Regions from separate parts of the Mus musculus genome. Here region 2 is linked to region 1. A link is a loop called in an ENCODE intact Hi-C map of the cell type or tissue named here. Cell type or tissue: heart. All regions are shown on one strand.

Region 1 (8,000 bases):
TGCCTGTGCCCTAATCCTTGGAACCAAGAAATCTATCTTGCTTTGTAGTGAGGAGTCTCATGTGTAACTAAGTTACAATTTTGAGAAGCGAGACCAACAGTCAGCATCTTTTTACAAGAGGAAGTCAGATCCAGATAAGGAGATGACCGGAGGGGTGCAGGTGGCCTAGGGAAGGGACTCAGTGCTGCTGGGATGTTTTTTTTGTTTGTTTGTGTTTCAAGATAGAATATCTCTGACTGCCCTAGAACTACTCTGTAGACCAGGCTAGCCTCCAACTCAGAGATCCGCCTGCCTCTGCCTCCCGAATACTGGGATTAAGGCGCCATCACCGCCTGGCTATGAAGCTGGTTTGGAAGGCTGAGGCAGAGGCTGAGAGAGTCACAGAGCCATAGGGACCTTGGGGCTGAGAAGGACAATGTGGTGGCTGATTTTCCTTATCAGTTTGACTGGATTTGGAATCACCTAGGAGATACATCTCCTATTGTGGGCAGGATAATCTCATGGGCGGGAAGCATGGACTTAGAAAAAGAGTGAAGGAGAAAGTGACCTGAGCACCCCCCTCTCCCTCCCCTCCCTCCTTCCTCTCTTCTTCCCTCCCCACCTTTCTCCTTCCTGACTGCAACCATGATGGAGCCAGCTGTCCCCACACCTGCTGTGACCTCACTGCCGCGGTGGACTGTATCCCTCAAATCACAGCCAAAGGAAACCCTCCCTCCCTTCCTTCCTTCCTTCCTTCCTTCCTTCCTTCCTTCCTTCCTTAAGTTGTCTTTCCTGGGCTATTTTGTCACAGCATTAAGAAAAAATAACAGCCGGGCGTGGTGGCGCACGCCTTTAATCCCAGCACTCGGGAGGCAGAGGCAGGCGGATTTCTGAGTTCGAGGCCAGCCTGGTCTACAGAGTGAGTTCCAGGACAGCCAGGGCTATACAGAGAAACCCTGTCTCGAAAAAACCAAAAAAAAAAAAAAAAATAAAAATAAAAAATAAACGCAGATTCACCCCCACACAGTGCTGTGCCATATTTAGTATTCTGATCTCTAGAACCATGGAGAATAAATTTGTGTTGTTTGAAGGCACTTGAGTTTGAGACAAATGGCCACAGGAAAGGCAGATGGCATCTCATTATTCAATGACCAGGTAACTCAAGGTCTGTCTGTCTCCTCCTCTTTGCTCCTTCCTAGTGTTAGGTTCGTTTCTCAGTTCATGGCCAACATGGCAGCCCTGGAAGCAAAGGTCAGATCCGCTCAGCCTTTCCTCCAGGCGCTAGAACAGTGTGGTCCACAGGGCTTCCTCAGAGCGTGTTTGCTTCACCTAAGAGAAGACAGAAACAAACAAAGAACGGCAGGGATGTGCCTGTACTCAATGCTCAGGGATGGGGGGCTTTTTGGCTGACTGGAAGGATTCCCCCTGTCCCATACTCCAGGAGGGCAGAAGAGAGTCTCAGAGCTGCTAGGAAGGAAGGAGAGAGCAAGGGAAGGAGGAGAGGCATGTCTTGTGGCTGACGTGCAGCTGTCCAGCTTATTCACCATCTCAAACCAGTGGTTTGGTTTGTTTTCATTACTTTGTCTTTCAAAGCAACTGGGAGACTGACTTCTACTAACTGTGGGTTTGGGTTGGGCTTCATGGTGCATGCCAGGGCTCCAAAGGCAGAGGCAGGTGGGTCTCTGTGAGTGCAGGCTAGCCTGTTCTACAAAGTGAGTTACCAGACAGTCGGGAATATATAGAGAAACCCTGTCTCAAAATAAAACAAAACAAAAAACAACCACAACCAAAACCCAAAACCTTAAAAACCCGTTGCTTGTTGCCAATCCTGACAGCCCAAGTTCCATTCCTGGGACCTGCATGGTGGAAGGAGAGAGTTGCCTCTTGCAAGTTATAGGCTGACCTCCACATGTGTGTCCTGGCATGCACACATGAGCGAGTGCACACACACACACACACACACACACACAAGTGTGTTTGGGTGTATGTTTGTATGTGTGTGTTTGTGAATGTGTGTGTGAGTGTGTATTTGTATGTGTGTGTGTTTGTGAATTTGTGTGTGTTTATTTGTGTGTGTGTGAGTGTTTGTGAATGTGTATGTGAGTGTATGTGTGTGTGTGTGTGAGATGTGTGTGAGTGTGAGTATATGCATGTGTGAGAATGTGTGTGTGAGTGTGTGTGTGTGTGTGTGAGTGTATGTGTGCGTGTGTGAGATGTGTGTGAGTGTGAGTATATGCATGTGTGAGAATGTGTGTGAGTGTGAGTGTGTGTGTGTATGTGTGAGTGTGTGTGTATGTGTGTGTGTGTATAAGAACCATTATTCTTCTTACTTCATGGTGACCCTGAGGCTTGGGACAGTGATTTGAGAGGTGGGATTGGGAGGGACCCTCAAGGACTTTCTGGAAAGTGTGGGCCCTGAGGCACTCAAAGACTCTGACTGCTCCTCAAAAACGTTCCGGATCTACCCAGAGTACTAATGTAGCCTTTGAAACCCTCAACTGCTGGACAAGATTCCTCAACCCCAGCTGCCTCGAAGCCAGCTCTCCCTTTCTCATCTCCCAACGCCTCAAAGGCTCTGCCTAGGGCCTGGAGAGAATTAACAAAGTAATCAATTTATAGACAAAGCCACCAGGAAGCCACCAGGAGCCTGCTGGTGCCCTCTGGTGTAGCTCACAGACCCAAGCCCGAGGCCTGATTTCAAAGCCACGGTGTGTCATTCCCTGGCTGCTAGAGAAAATGTTTCCTTTGAAGCCACACAGCAGGGTAGACACAAGGTCTGGGGGTACAGGAAGATGGGTGTCATGTGATACCTCTTTAAAACTGGCAAGGTGACACCTTATATCCCAGCGCCTGAGAGGTTGGGGGTGGGGTCAAGAGTTCAAGGGTCATCCCTCCGCTATATAGGGAGTTTGAGGCCAGCTTGGAATACATAAACCCTGTCTCCACAAATCGAAACAAGCAAAACAGAAAAAAAGAAAGAAAGGAAAAACACAAAAGGAGGAAGAGAGGGGAGGATCAGGAGGAGGGGGGGGGAGGAATCCGTTCCTGTCTCTTGTTCTTGTTTCAAGGCTCAGACTGGTCCACTGTGCTCTTTGAAGCATCTCCTTCCCTTTTCTCTCTCTCTCACACACACACACACACACAAGGGTTGGCAAATGGCCCTGGCCCTGCTCCTTAGACTTCTCCCTTACCCTTCCTTCCCAGCTGGTCCTGCGAATTATGAGCCATGAGGAACAGCTGTAGCCCAGCATCAGCTGGGTCTCCTTCCCTGTGGTGATCACACACACACACACACACACACACACACACACAGAGAGAGAGAGAGAGAGAGAGAGAGAGAGAGAGAGAGAGAGAGAGAGAGAGAGAGAGAGAGAGAGAGAGAAACAGGGATCTGAGTGCTTCCATGAAAGGCGTGTTTCCCTCCTGAGTCAGAGCAGACTGAGAACAGCCAGCCTTTGGGCCTGGCTGGGCTGCAGTCCCAGGCTCCAGCCTTCCTTGAGAGCCATTCCCCACCTCCCTGCTGGAACCGCTGGCCAGCACAGCTGCATCCCCTCCACAGGGCCTGCAATGATAGGCCCACGTTGCATCAGCTTGGCCTGTCTCTGTGCCGCTCCAGTCCTGACAGCCAATGAGAGCCAGCCGAGTGTACAGACCCCAGCACTGGCCCACCCCACCCACCGAGGATCACTCAAGCAGCTGGTCCACCCACAGCCTTCTCAGCCCAGGAGGAGGAACAGGGGAAGCAGCTGTTCTATACAGCATCCTGCATGGCCTCAGATTCAGCCTCAGTCTCAGACGCAGCCTCCTCCACCAGGAACCTTCTAGCCTCGTAGTTTGCCCTCCTGGGGACTATGGAAGCATACTGCCTCCCGTAGGGCTTCCTACTCAGTCTCCATCATAGAGAAAGGACCACCTCCGCACCCAGGCCACATACTAGGGAGGCCTGTCTCCTTGCTCTTTTGTGGCTTCCAGGCCCAATCCACCACCACACATTCCCTAGCCCTGCATTCTTGCCAGTCAAAGTGCCAGCCTCTTGCTCAGGGTTACTTAGTCTTCTCTGTGACATCTCCCTGACTCTCTTCTCCCCGTGCTGTAGCCTGGGCTGATATGAAAGCCTCTGGCTAGAGGGACCTTTAGCCCCAAGCAGGGCTGCAGTGAAGTAATTCTATTCAAGCTGTCTCCAAAGGCCCCAGGCTTCCCCAGCACCACTCCTGCCCAGGACCTGTTTAGGCTAAAGCATGGCCTCCCATTGGCTGGTGGTGTTGGTTTTTAATTTACTTTATTGATGTTTTGAGGTGATTAAAAAGTATGTGCTATTGAAAAAACTCCGGAGCAGAGAAAAGAAAAAGAGGTGATATGCGGAGACAATACTAGCTGCTTAAGAATATGTCTTCTGAACCTTTCTCTGTGAATACTATATATATCCATGTAGGTATGTATGTATGCATTCATGCATGTATGTATATTTTGTTAACTACTTACAATAAACATGTATTAAAAAGTAAACAAACTCACATGGCTAGGTATGGCAGTACATCTTTAATCCCAGCACCTGGGAGACAGAGGAAGGCAGATATCTGAGTTCAAGGCCAGCCTGGTCTATATAATGAGTTCCAGACCAGCCAGGGCTACATAGGGAGACCCTGTCTCAAAACAAACAATTAAAAGTAAACAAACTCAGATCTTTACCCAGCACAAAATACTTTCAAAATCAACTGGAAATCAAACAGTAGCGAAAGTTGGCTTTTGTGTGTGATGTATGAAGATCTTTCCGATATCTTGCTCTGGACGTGGGATGTTCACAAGCACCCTGTTTTATAAGCTACCTTATTTTTCATCCACCAATCCACCAATCTGTTGTTCTCAATCAAAAGGCTCTGTTCTGGTTCTGACCTTAACAATACTCTATTCCTCACTGACTTTGTCTCCAATTTGTTTGTCTAAGAGACAGGATCTCACTGTGTAGCCTCAGTTGTTCTGGAACACACTATACAGTTTGGTCTGACTTTGAACTCAGAGAGCTGCCTGCTTCTTTCTGACCTCTAGGTTCAAAAGCATGCACCACCATACCCAACCTTTGTCTCCAATCTTTAGCCACTATAAAAAAAGCCCTGGGTGAGCATTTTAAAAAATAAGTTCTAGATATATTTGCTTATATCCAAAAATCATTTCCATGGGATGAATTTCTAATAGTGATTTTTCCCCCAAGGAACACAAGTCATTTCATATTTTCGAAGTGTATGGATAGATGAAACATTAACACAGCCTCCAAACTCACATCCAGCGTGAGGAGAGAGTCTGGCACGTTGCCCTCCACCCAGCACTCCGTAGCGATGGGCAGTGGACCTGGTCATTTCTCAGTGACCTTCCGGGACGGCCACCATGCAGAAGCAAGGGAGTGCTCTGTACTCTACTCGATTATGGGATGTTTCCACCCCATCTGCACAGAATCTTCCTTCCTTTGGTCTTTTCTTCATTTCTGTTCTTCCCTTTCTCCTTGGCTAGGGATTAAGCTCATGGTAAGTGAGATCTGTGCCACTGAGATACAAACTCCAGCTGCAAATGTGCAGTGTTCTCTTCCTGCAGGGAGTGGGTATGAGCTTTCCTCTCTTTCCAGACAAGCTCCCTCGGATCCATGCAGACAGCAGAGGTGGAGGTGGAGCTGAGCTGCAGAGGTTGCTGCGGCCATTCTTAATCTTTCTAATGCTGTGACGACCCCCTCCAACCATAAAACTATTTCATTGCTACTTCATTTTTTAAAGATTTATTTATTTATTTATTTATTTATTTATTTATTATATGTACGTACACTGTAGCTGTTTTCAGATACACCAGAAGAGGGCATCCTATCTCATTACAGATGGTTGTGAGCCACCATGTGGTTGCTGAGATTTGAACTTAGGACCTTCAGAAGACTAGTCAGTGCTCTTAACCGGTGAGCCATCTCTCCAGCCCTCATTGCTACTTCATAACTACAATTGTGCAACTGTTATGAATCGCAATATAGATATTTGATTGGTAGGATATCTGTTACATGACTCCTATGAAAGAGTCAATCAACCCCCATCCCCTAAGGCGTCAAGACCCACAGGTTGAAAACCACTGGGTTAGCTGTTCTCCAAAGTCAATAGGTGATCTATGGAGGGGTGGGGTGGGGGTGGGGGTGGGGAATAGATCCTGATACAGACTTCTCTGCCCCTGAGGGAAGTCCTCATTCTAGCTTCGACCCTTGGCTGTATGTACGTGTGTGTGCATGTGTGCGTGTGTGCAAGCGTGTACATGCGTTGCTCGCACAGAAAAGTGCCCACGTGCACTCACAAAGCATGGGTATGAAACTTTTGTGAACGTTCAGGCAGACAGAGCAAGAAAGGTCATTGGCAGTTAGTCCCTCAGGGGAGATCCAGGCGACAGCCTGTGAGGCGGAGCAGGGTGTGAACTGGAGATCCTGACCTGGGTCTCTTGGAGATAGCAGGGCAGCCAGCGAGGCAGACAAGGTCATGGGCACCAAGCCAAGCAGCGGCAGAGCCAGAATGAGGCCCTTGTATTTGGTAACACTAGGGTGCTGCACCAGACACATTAGAGCAGGCAAGTGAGGTGAGCACAGGTCATAGCTCCTTTCTGAAGATCAGAGATGCTATGACAAGGAGGGCAGTTCTGTGGCCAACCTCATCATCTTTGTTATTCCGGGCATGTATACCACCGGAGAGAAAGGAGGAGAAGGGAAGAGAAGTGACAGGGCCGTGTTAATCTCTGTGTCCAATCTTAAGAGTCTGGAAGGCCCAACCTTTCTCTGAATGAGAGGCAAGAGCTGGGATAAGGGGAAGTGCCGGCCTGTGCGCCTGCCAACATCACGCACACACATGCATATCTCATGTTCCAGACAGTTACATGTAAATAAATGTACGCACACAGACGCCTTGAATACTGTATATAGTGCATGGCTACGTGGACACACAAATGTCTCTATGGCACTCAGTGGCCTTGGGTCCCTTGGGTATTGTGGCAGAGGTGTGGGTGAGGGCACTAGAGTTCCTGAGTAGTTGCAGATGGCTGAGGGTGGGGCCTGCTCTGGGAGGAAGGGAAGGGAGCTTCCTGGTCTTCATTGCCACCCCCACCCCCACTTCTCTCTCCCTCATGGCAGCGGGCAGCACAGCCCCCTTAGATGGAAGGCCCTAGCAAGCATTCTTGGGAGGGTTAGAGATTGCAGAATTCCTGACTCACGCTTGGGCAGAGAGCTCACTTGGCCTCTGGACAACTGTCACAGAGTGGTTGTCTGGAGGCCCTGCCTCCAAGGAGCAGGGGGCGGCTTCTCCAAGCCATAGAAGGGGATTGCACTTCCTCTTCTATATTGAAACAGCCCGAGGGGACCATCCCAGGATCTGGGACAAATGCTCTCCATCCTTTGTCCAGTTCTGCGTCTTCCTTTCTGGAATGCTGTGAGCCTCACTGGCACTGTTCACTCTCTCACCCGCTTATCCCAGGATGCTTAAAATGGAAACGTGTTCACCAAAGAATCAGATAGTATCAGAAGCCATGGGCAGTATGGACACTTAAATGACAGGCTAGCGTCTGTCCTATGAGTCCATGGCACGAAGACTGAATCTAGTCACAGGGGCCCAAAGAAGTTATTTCTACAATCCCTGGCCAAACTGTGTTCAGCTTAAGGCAGGGTCAGAAAAAGGGTGGTGTGGTGGGAAAGGGCTCAGATGTGGTCTCCAGCTCAGCTCCAGCTCAGCCATGCTGTGAGACCCGAGGCAAAATACCCTGGGGCTCAGTATTCCTTTCTGGCAAGTGTGGATGGAGCGGACTGGAGGGAGTTCTGGTTCCCATTGCCATGCTCCTGGACCTTGAGAACGCCAAGCTAGGCTCCTACCCTTAGGCAGGACAGGGTGGCCGGAGCAGAGCTGCAGACACTAAAGGAATCCAGGCCTGAAACACCAGAGAGTTTCTGGACCTGTTTGAATCTCCTCCCACTCCCTTCAAAAGAGGCTTTCTCTGGAGCAAGCTGCCTGGAGAGTGGG
Region 2 (8,000 bases), 110 kb after region 1:
CTGTCACTCCAGTGCTGGTGAGACAGAGACAACCTTCGGCCTCCACAAAGGTGCACACATAGGCACAGGTATGAACGAGTACACACCCTAAGAAAGAATGGAATATGAGGTAAGGAAGGAGGAAGACTTTGGGTGCCCTGCTCCCGAGTCCTGTGTTGGGGGCAGGGGCAGGTGAGTGGTGGGACCACCCAGAGCCAGGGAGTACAAAAGAAAAAGTGTCAGTTTGGGGGCATTGAAGGCTTGGAGGGTTTGTGAAGTGTCTGAGGAAACCTGCCCAAGACTCAAAGTGACCTTTTGTATTAAAGATGAGCCCCAGGCTCAGGAGGGCACCAGGTCCAGCAGAGCACAGATTTCCTTCCCCTGGAGGCCTAGAGAGCACATCCCCACACCACTGTACATATCACTCACTGTACATATCACTCACTGTACATATCACTCACTGTACATATCACTCACTGTACATATCACTCACTTATTCCACCAGCCAAACCTCTGCAGAGTTTCCTGTCGCCTGGCAGGGGGACAGGTCCATGGAGATAGAAGGAGCTCCCCACTTTAAGAGTCATGCCTTTCCCCTCCCACCAATGGCTGGCCGCAGCAGGCTCCAGAAGGAAGTGGTGTTTGATTCTCAAGGATGGGATAGGACAGCCATGTAGGCATGGTGATGCACACCTTTAATCTCAGCACTCGGAAAGCAGCAAAAGATGTATCTCTGTGAGTTCAAAGCCAGCTCAATCTATATAGTGGGTTCCAGGCCAGCCAGGGCCACATAGTGAGACACTGTCCCAAAAAAACAAAACAAAACAAAACAAACAAAACCAAACAAATCTGTTGGTATGAGGAGATCTGGCTGCCAGCCGAGGGTGTTGCTGTGGGAATAGAAGAGAAAAATACTGGGGAACTGAGCCCTAGTGGGGCCTGAGGAGGGCTGTAATCCTGGGCTGCTACAAGGCTACCTCGAACAACAGAAGTCGATACTTATGGAGGCCACAAGTTGGAAAGTCGGTGTCATGATAGGTAGGTAGTCTTGACTGTGAACCTGACTGGATTTAGACTCAATTAGGAAAGACACCTCTGGTTGTGTCTGTGAAACTTGGCCAGAGGTTTCACTGAGAAGGAAGCCTCACTCAGAACATAGGTGGTGCTGAGGCTGCAGGCTGCTTTCAAAGGAGAAAGGTCGCTGAGCAGAAGCCTGTGTGTATGGCTCTATTTCCGGACTGTGGGCATAATGTGGCCAGCTGCCTGATGTTCCCACCCCTTGCCTCCCCCTCCCCCTTGGTGGACTGTACCCCTAAGCCTGAGTCAGCATAAATCCTTCCATGGTGAAGTTTCTTTTGTTTGGGTATTCTGTCATAGCAACGAAAAGACAGTGTCACACCCAGCTTAAAAGTGTGTCAGCAAGGGGGGATCTGCGGGATGCTCTGTGAGAGAGCCTATCATCTTGCCTTGTTCTGTTCCCCATGTGGTCCCTTCCTTGTGGTTCAAAGAGCATCTTACCAAGCGCCTCTCTTCCATCACCATGTAGCTGTCTTCTGTTGTGCCCTTGGCCCTCCACTGCCATCTTACAAGGATCTCTGTGATGACATCATACAGCCAACTGTAGGGTCACATGAGGTGATTTCAGACTCTTCCCTTTAGTCATGCTTGCCACATTCCTCTTGCCACATATAAAGCATTGTTTACGGTTCAGGGGGTTAAGATATGGATTAACCGCAGGCAGATTTCTGAGTTCGAGGCCAGCCTGGTCTACAAAGTGAGTTCCAGGACAGCCAGGGCTACGCAGAGAAACCCTGTCTCTGTCTCGAAAAACAAACAAACAAACAAACAAACAAGAATATATGGCTTAACCCCTTGGGTGAGGGCCCCTTGGGTGAGGGTCGGGATGTTCGTCCTTCCATATATGCCCAGAATTTACATCATTTCCAGGAGAGGAAGAACCACGTTCAACCTGAGACCCAACAGCCAGTCTCTAGCGTTTCCTCTAGCTGCAGTGCTTGGGCACACACAGTCGAGCAGTGCCTCTCTCTCTCTCTCTCTCTCTCTCTGTTTTTGTTTTTGTTTTTCGAGACAGGGTTTCTCTGTGTAGCCCTGGCTGTCCTGGAACTCACTCTGTAGACCATGCTGGCCTCGAACTCAGAAATCCACCTGCCTCCGCCTTTGCCTCTGCCTCCCAAGTGCAAGGACTAAAGGCGCGCCAGCCACACCTCAGTCTCTTTCCAGATAGACGTCTCAGAACCCCTACCATGCTGTGCACTTCAACTTTAAACTTAGTTCACCACAGAGTCTTACTGAGATAACAGCACCCCACACGGGAGTGTGGACACTGCTGCACGGGCCAGCCTGCCAAATTCACAGTCCTGCCTGCAGAAAAGGACCCTCGGCTGAAGGGACTTCCTTCAGCTCTCAGAGAGCTTGAAGTGGGGACAGAAAGCCTCAGCTTCACCTTTCCTCATTCAGAGAACACACCTCCCAGTGGGAGGTGGGCGGAGGTCCCTGCGTTAGAGATTCCTGTGGAGAGAGTGTGGCGTTCCTATTGGCCACACTGGCTGAAATGCCGCTGTCGACCACAACAGAGACCTTGGGGGCTGGAGAGATGGCTCAGTGGGTAAGAGACCTGACTGCTTGAGCTCCTGAGTTCAATTCCCAGCAACCACATGGTGGCTCACAACCATCGGTAATGAGATCCGAAGCTGCCTTCTCCTGTGTCTGAAGACAGTGACAGTATACCCACGTACATGAAATAAATAAATCTTTTTTAAAAATGCAACGTGAGCCGGGCATGGTGGTGCACGCCTTTAATCCCAGCACTCGGGAGGCAGAGGCAGGCAGATTTCTGAGTTCGAGGCCAACCTACAAAGTGAGTTCCGGGACAGCCAGGACTACACAGAGAAACCCTGTCTCGAAAAAACAAACAAACAAACAAACAAACAAACAAAAAGAAAGAAAGAAAGAAATGCAACGTGAAGAACAGTGAACTTGGAGTCGTCATACATATCTGGAGAAAGGGCACCTGTGTGAGGAAAAGAGAAAATGCCAGGGCCTACGTGGGTTCACAACGATCCCATTACAACAAAAGGCCGAAAGGGAGGTGTTGTTACTTCGGTAAGCTGAAATGGTTTACGCCTCTGAGTTTGCTTTGAAGATGAGGTAAGGTCTCATTCTCACAGTACCTGACACTCAGGGCAGAAGCTCAGGATCCTCCATCCTGACAGTGCGGAGAGAAAAACAGACTGCTCATCTCCAGCCAAAGCTAGCAGCGCGGAACCAGTTCGTCAGCCTGCATCCAGCCTCAACCCCTCAGCTCAGGCTTCTGAGCCATCACCAACCCAGTCTTAAGCTCTTCTGGCTGCAGCTTTTCATATTGACCACCAGAGGGAGTAGCTCTCATTGTCGAAGGCTGATTTTCCGCTTCCAATTTCCCCTCTGCCGGCACCCTCCAACTTGTTAGGTTTCCGAACCTGGGGATTTCACGTTCGAGGGAAGGTGGGGGATGCTGCTCTAGTTAGGGAATGGAAAGTGTGATAAAGGACAAAGAAAATTCTGGATTTTGATAGGTTTTAGTAAGGACTCAAATGGAACTTTAATTCTGCATTTAAAACCCACTCCAGCAGGATCCAGGATGTGGTGGTGCAAGCCTTTAATCCCAGTACATTAGCCATGCCTCCTAATGTCCAAGTAAAGAACACGCGGCCAGCCAGGTGATGGTGGCACTGGAGATGCAAAAACATGTGGATATCTGAGTTCGAAGCCAGTCTGGTTTGCAAAGCAAGTTCCAGGACAGAGAAAGCTACATAGAAAAATCTTGTCTTAAAAAGTAAAACAAGGATGTAGTTGGTGGAGCGGCGGCGGCTGTAGCAGCGGCAGGAGGCGGCGAGAAGGACCCGGCGGCGGCGGAGCAGGAGGAGGGAAGGTGCTGGAGGCGTTCGCTCTCCGCGGGGACCGGAACACGACCTCTCACCCCCTCCCCACGGCTCGCGCTGCCGCCCCGTAGTTGGCACCTCTGCCCTAGCCGACCCTAAGCGGTAGTCGAGCCGCCGAGGGTGCGCTGAGACCTGGTGCCCGGGCTGCCCGCCGCCCGCGCGCCTGCCTCGCGGCCGCTCTCCCCCTCCCCGACACACACACACAGCCGGGTATTGATGGTAATGTATGCGAGGAAACAGCAGAGACTCAGTGATGGCTGTCACGACCGGAGAGGGGACTTTCAGCCTTTCCAGGGGGGTGATGTTTTACAGGCACTTAAGTATTCTTCAAAGAGTCACCCCAGTAGTGGTGATCACAGACATGAAAAGATGCGAGACGCCGCAGATCCTTCACCACCAAACAAAATGTTGCGGAGATCTAATAGTCCTGAAAACAAATACAGTGACAGCACAGGTCACAACAAGGCCAAAAACGTGCACACTCAGAGAGTTAGAGAAAGGGGCGGTGGGACCAGTTACTCTCCACAAGAAAACTCACACAACCACATAGTTCAAATTCACATTCTTCTAATCCAAGCAATAATCCAAGCAAAACTTCAGATGCACTTTATGATTCTGCAGATGATTGGTCTGAGCACATTAGCTCATCTGGAAAAAATTACTACTACAGTTGTTGCACAGAAGTTTCACAGTGGGAGAAACCAAAAGAGTGGCTTGAAAGAGAACAGAGACAAAAAGAAGCAAATAAATTGGCAGTTAATAGTTTCCCAAAAGACAGGGGTTACAGAAGAGAGGTGATGCAAGCAACAGCCACTCGTGGTTTCACCAGTGGAATTCTTACAGCAGCTGTAACACAAGCTTCCTTGCAGTCTATCATCCACAAGTTTCTTACTGCTGGACCATCTGCTTTCAACATCACCTCGCTGATTTCTCAAGCTGCCCAGCTTTCTACACAAGCCCAGCCATCTAATCAGTCTCCAATGTCTCTGACGTCTGATGCTTCATCCCCAAGATCCTATGTGTCTCCAAGAATAAGCACACCTCAAACTAATACGGTCCCTATGAAACCTTTGATGAGTACTCCACCTGTTTCATCCCAGCCAAAGGTTAGTACTCCAGTAGTTAAGCAAGGACCAGTGTCACATTCGGCTACACAGCAGCCTGTAACTGCTGACAAGCAGCAGAGCCATGATCCTGTTTCTCCACGAAGTCTTCAGCGCTTAAGTAGCCGGAGAAGTCCATCACCTGGTCCAAATCATACTTGCAGTAGTAATGCATCAGCTGCAACTGCTGTACCACAGAATGCATCTGCTAGATCTGCGTGCTCATTAACTCTACTCTAGTGGTGCACGTCAATGATAATCTCATAAAGCATGTTCAAGGGTGGCCCGCAGACCATGCAGAGAAGCAGGCATCAAGATTGCGTAAAGAAGCCCATAATATGGGAAGTGTACATATGTCAGAAATATGTACTGAGTTAGAAAATTTGAGATCATTAGTTCGAGTATGTGAAATTCAAGCAACTTTGCGAGAGCAGAGGATACTATTTTTGAGACAACAAGTTAAGGAACTCGAAAAGCTAAAAAAAAAAAAAAAAATCAGAATTCCTTCATGGTTTGAAGATGTGAATAATTGCACATGATCTCATAGAGGAACTGTAAATCTATTGCCCAGTCATAACATTTTGAGCTGCATTTAAGTAGACTATGGACCGTTAAGCTGGGCAAATGAAATGACAAGGGGACGGGGTCTGTGAGAGTCAATTCAGGGGAAATATACAAGATTGATTTGTAAAACCCTTGAAATGTAGCTTTCTTGTAGATGTATCTTCATGTTGTAAATATGTTTTGTAGAGTGAAGCCATGGGAAGCCAAAATGTAACAGAGCTTAGACATCTGAAACTAATCAGTGCTGAGGTGGCTGAATACCTAGCCTTTTACATGGAAACCTGTCTGCAAAATTACCTTTTTTTAAAAAAAGAAAAAGAAAAAATTTGGGGGGGAGGGTTTAATTTATCATTTAGAAATCTCGAATTTTCAAAAATCCAGTGCAAGTGCCAGGTGATCTGTGTCTGAGGTTACGATTTTGAACCTTATGAGCAGTGTACAAATATCATGAGACAACTGACCAGCACTTGCACCTGATCAAGAGCAGTGCTGCTCCATTTGTTTTGCAAAGATATGTTTTCATTTCCTGTATGTTCCATTCCCTCTGAAGTTCCTTGGCCTGATTTTATCCATTTTTTTTAAGGTGCCCCCTTTCCTTTCTTGGGGCACTGTTGCTGTGGCACTTTTCTATAACCTTGTCATTCCTATGTACAGTAGCTGGAAGTCACAGTGAGCAAGCATAACCCATGTTTGTATAACTTATTGAAATCCATTTTCATCTAAGAATGGACTTTAAGAAGTACTGCTGGGCAAGTGTGCTGAAAGTACATTAACTGCTCAAATACAAGGAAGTGGCCCAATGAACATGGTTGTGGGAGGGGAAAGGAGAAATAAAGCTAGTCAGATGTGAATTGTATCTGTTGTAATAAACATGTTTAAACAAACAAACAAAAAAAAGTAAAACAAAGGGCTGGCGAGATGGCTCAGTGGTTAAGAGTGCTGACTGCTCTTCTGAAGGTCCTGAGTTCAAATCCCAGCAACCACATGGTGGCTCACAACCACCCGTAATGAGGTCTGCTGCCCTCTTCTGGTGTGTCTGAAGTCAGCTACAGTGTACTTACATATAATAAATAAATAAATCTTTTTTTTTTTAAAGTAAAACAAAACAAAACCTAGAGTGAAAGACTTGTACCACTTTGCCCTGAAATTTTTAATTCTTTTTTTTTTCCCCTCAAGACAGTGTTTTTCTGGGTAGTCCTGGCTGTCCTGGAACTCACCCTGTAGACCAGGCTGGCCTCAAAGTCACAAAGATCCGCCTGCTTCTGCCTCCCAAGTGCTAGGATTAAAGGTGTGCATTCCAACACCCGGTCAAAATTTAATTTATTTAAATTTATTTATTTTCTGAGACAAAGTCTCTCTGTGTAGTATAGGCTGTCTGGAACTCACTCTACAGACCAGGCTGGCCCAGAATTCACAGAGATCCTCCTGCTTCTGTCTTCCAAGTGCTGGGAGTAAAGGCATGCGCCATCACCGCACTGCTGAAATTGAATTCTCAATGGAAAACAGAAGTAGAAAAAGGTATCTGCCCGATGAACGATGATTCTTGTGAATATGCTGAAATTTTATACCTATAAAGATATTCAACTTCAGCGATGAGGAAATGCAAATGAAAACATTTTACACCCCACCCCCACCCAATCCATCCCCCCAAAAAGCCTGGCCAGTTACAGCCAGTGCCAGAGAGGAGGATCCAGGGGCCTTCCAATGTTTATCCATTTTGGAAAATAGTTTGGTCCTCCTTCCCAATTTGGATTCAGCAGTAATTTTGAGGCTGTGGGAAGGAGATGGAAAAGTGAGGGTTGAAACCACCAGAAAGTGGGAGCCATCTTCTGTAGGAAAAGCCAGCTGTGCAGAAAATGTTTTTTTAATGTTTGGAACAGTTCTATCAAGAAACACCTAGAACAATACCCAGAAAATGATACCCAGATGGCCAGAACGCATACTGCAGCCTGCTAAACCTTACTAGTTGTCAGGGAGATTGTACTGGCTGGTTTTGTACCTCCCTTGAGGAAAAGCCTCCATGAGATCCAGCTGTAGGACATTTTCTTAATTAGTGATGGAGGGTGGGAAGACCCATTGTGGGTGGTACCTGGGTTCTATAAGAAAGTAAGCTGAGCAAGCCAGTAAGAACATCCCTCCATGGCCTCTGTATCAGTTCCTGCTTCCTGACCTGCTTGAGTTCCAGTCCTGACTTCTTTTAATGATGAACAGCAATGTGCAAGTGTAAGCTGAATAAACCCTTTCCTCCCCAGCCTGCTTCTTGGTTATGATGTTTGTGGAGGAATAGAAACCCCGACTAAAACAGAGATGCTACTATAAGCACAGAGAACATTCATCCACATGGTTACAGTGCAGCACTGGGGATGTAGCACAGTGGTAGAGTGCTTGCCTAGCATAGGCAAGGTCCTGGGTT

Evidence for each region. A loop is a pair of places that touch in the nucleus more often than their neighbours do. Peaks named below come from ENCODE experiments on the same cell type or tissue, not always from the same donor. Only the 100,000 strongest peaks of a DNase experiment are listed, where the experiment ranks them.
Region 2: a loop joins it to region 1, with 2.3 times the contacts of the local background. A loop is called at or near these places in 7 of 42 quality-filtered maps.

Annotation. Positions count from the first base shown.
Region 1 is chr7:99,355,874-99,363,873 of GRCm38, reverse strand. No RefSeq gene overlaps it. Among named protein-coding and RNA genes, the nearest start is that of Serpinh1, 6.6 kb to the right of the region's middle. In heart, a CTCF peak has its summit at 5,801 (motif pointing right); DNase peaks (open chromatin) are centred at 3,163, 3,563, 7,183, 7,993 and 2 weaker places; H3K4me3 peaks cover 2,820 bases; H3K27ac peaks cover 4,622 bases.
Region 2 is chr7:99,245,110-99,253,109 of GRCm38, reverse strand. It overlaps Gm34062 (a long non-coding RNA gene), which reads right to left and starts at 1,598. Exons shown (of 4, transcript XR_378360.2): 1 at 1,498-1,598; 2 at 1-87. It also overlaps the pseudogene Gm18943. In heart, a CTCF peak has its summit at 3,370 (motif pointing right); a DNase peak (open chromatin) is centred at 3,688; H3K4me3 peaks cover 1,085 bases; H3K27ac peaks cover 465 bases; H3K27me3 peaks cover 2,405 bases.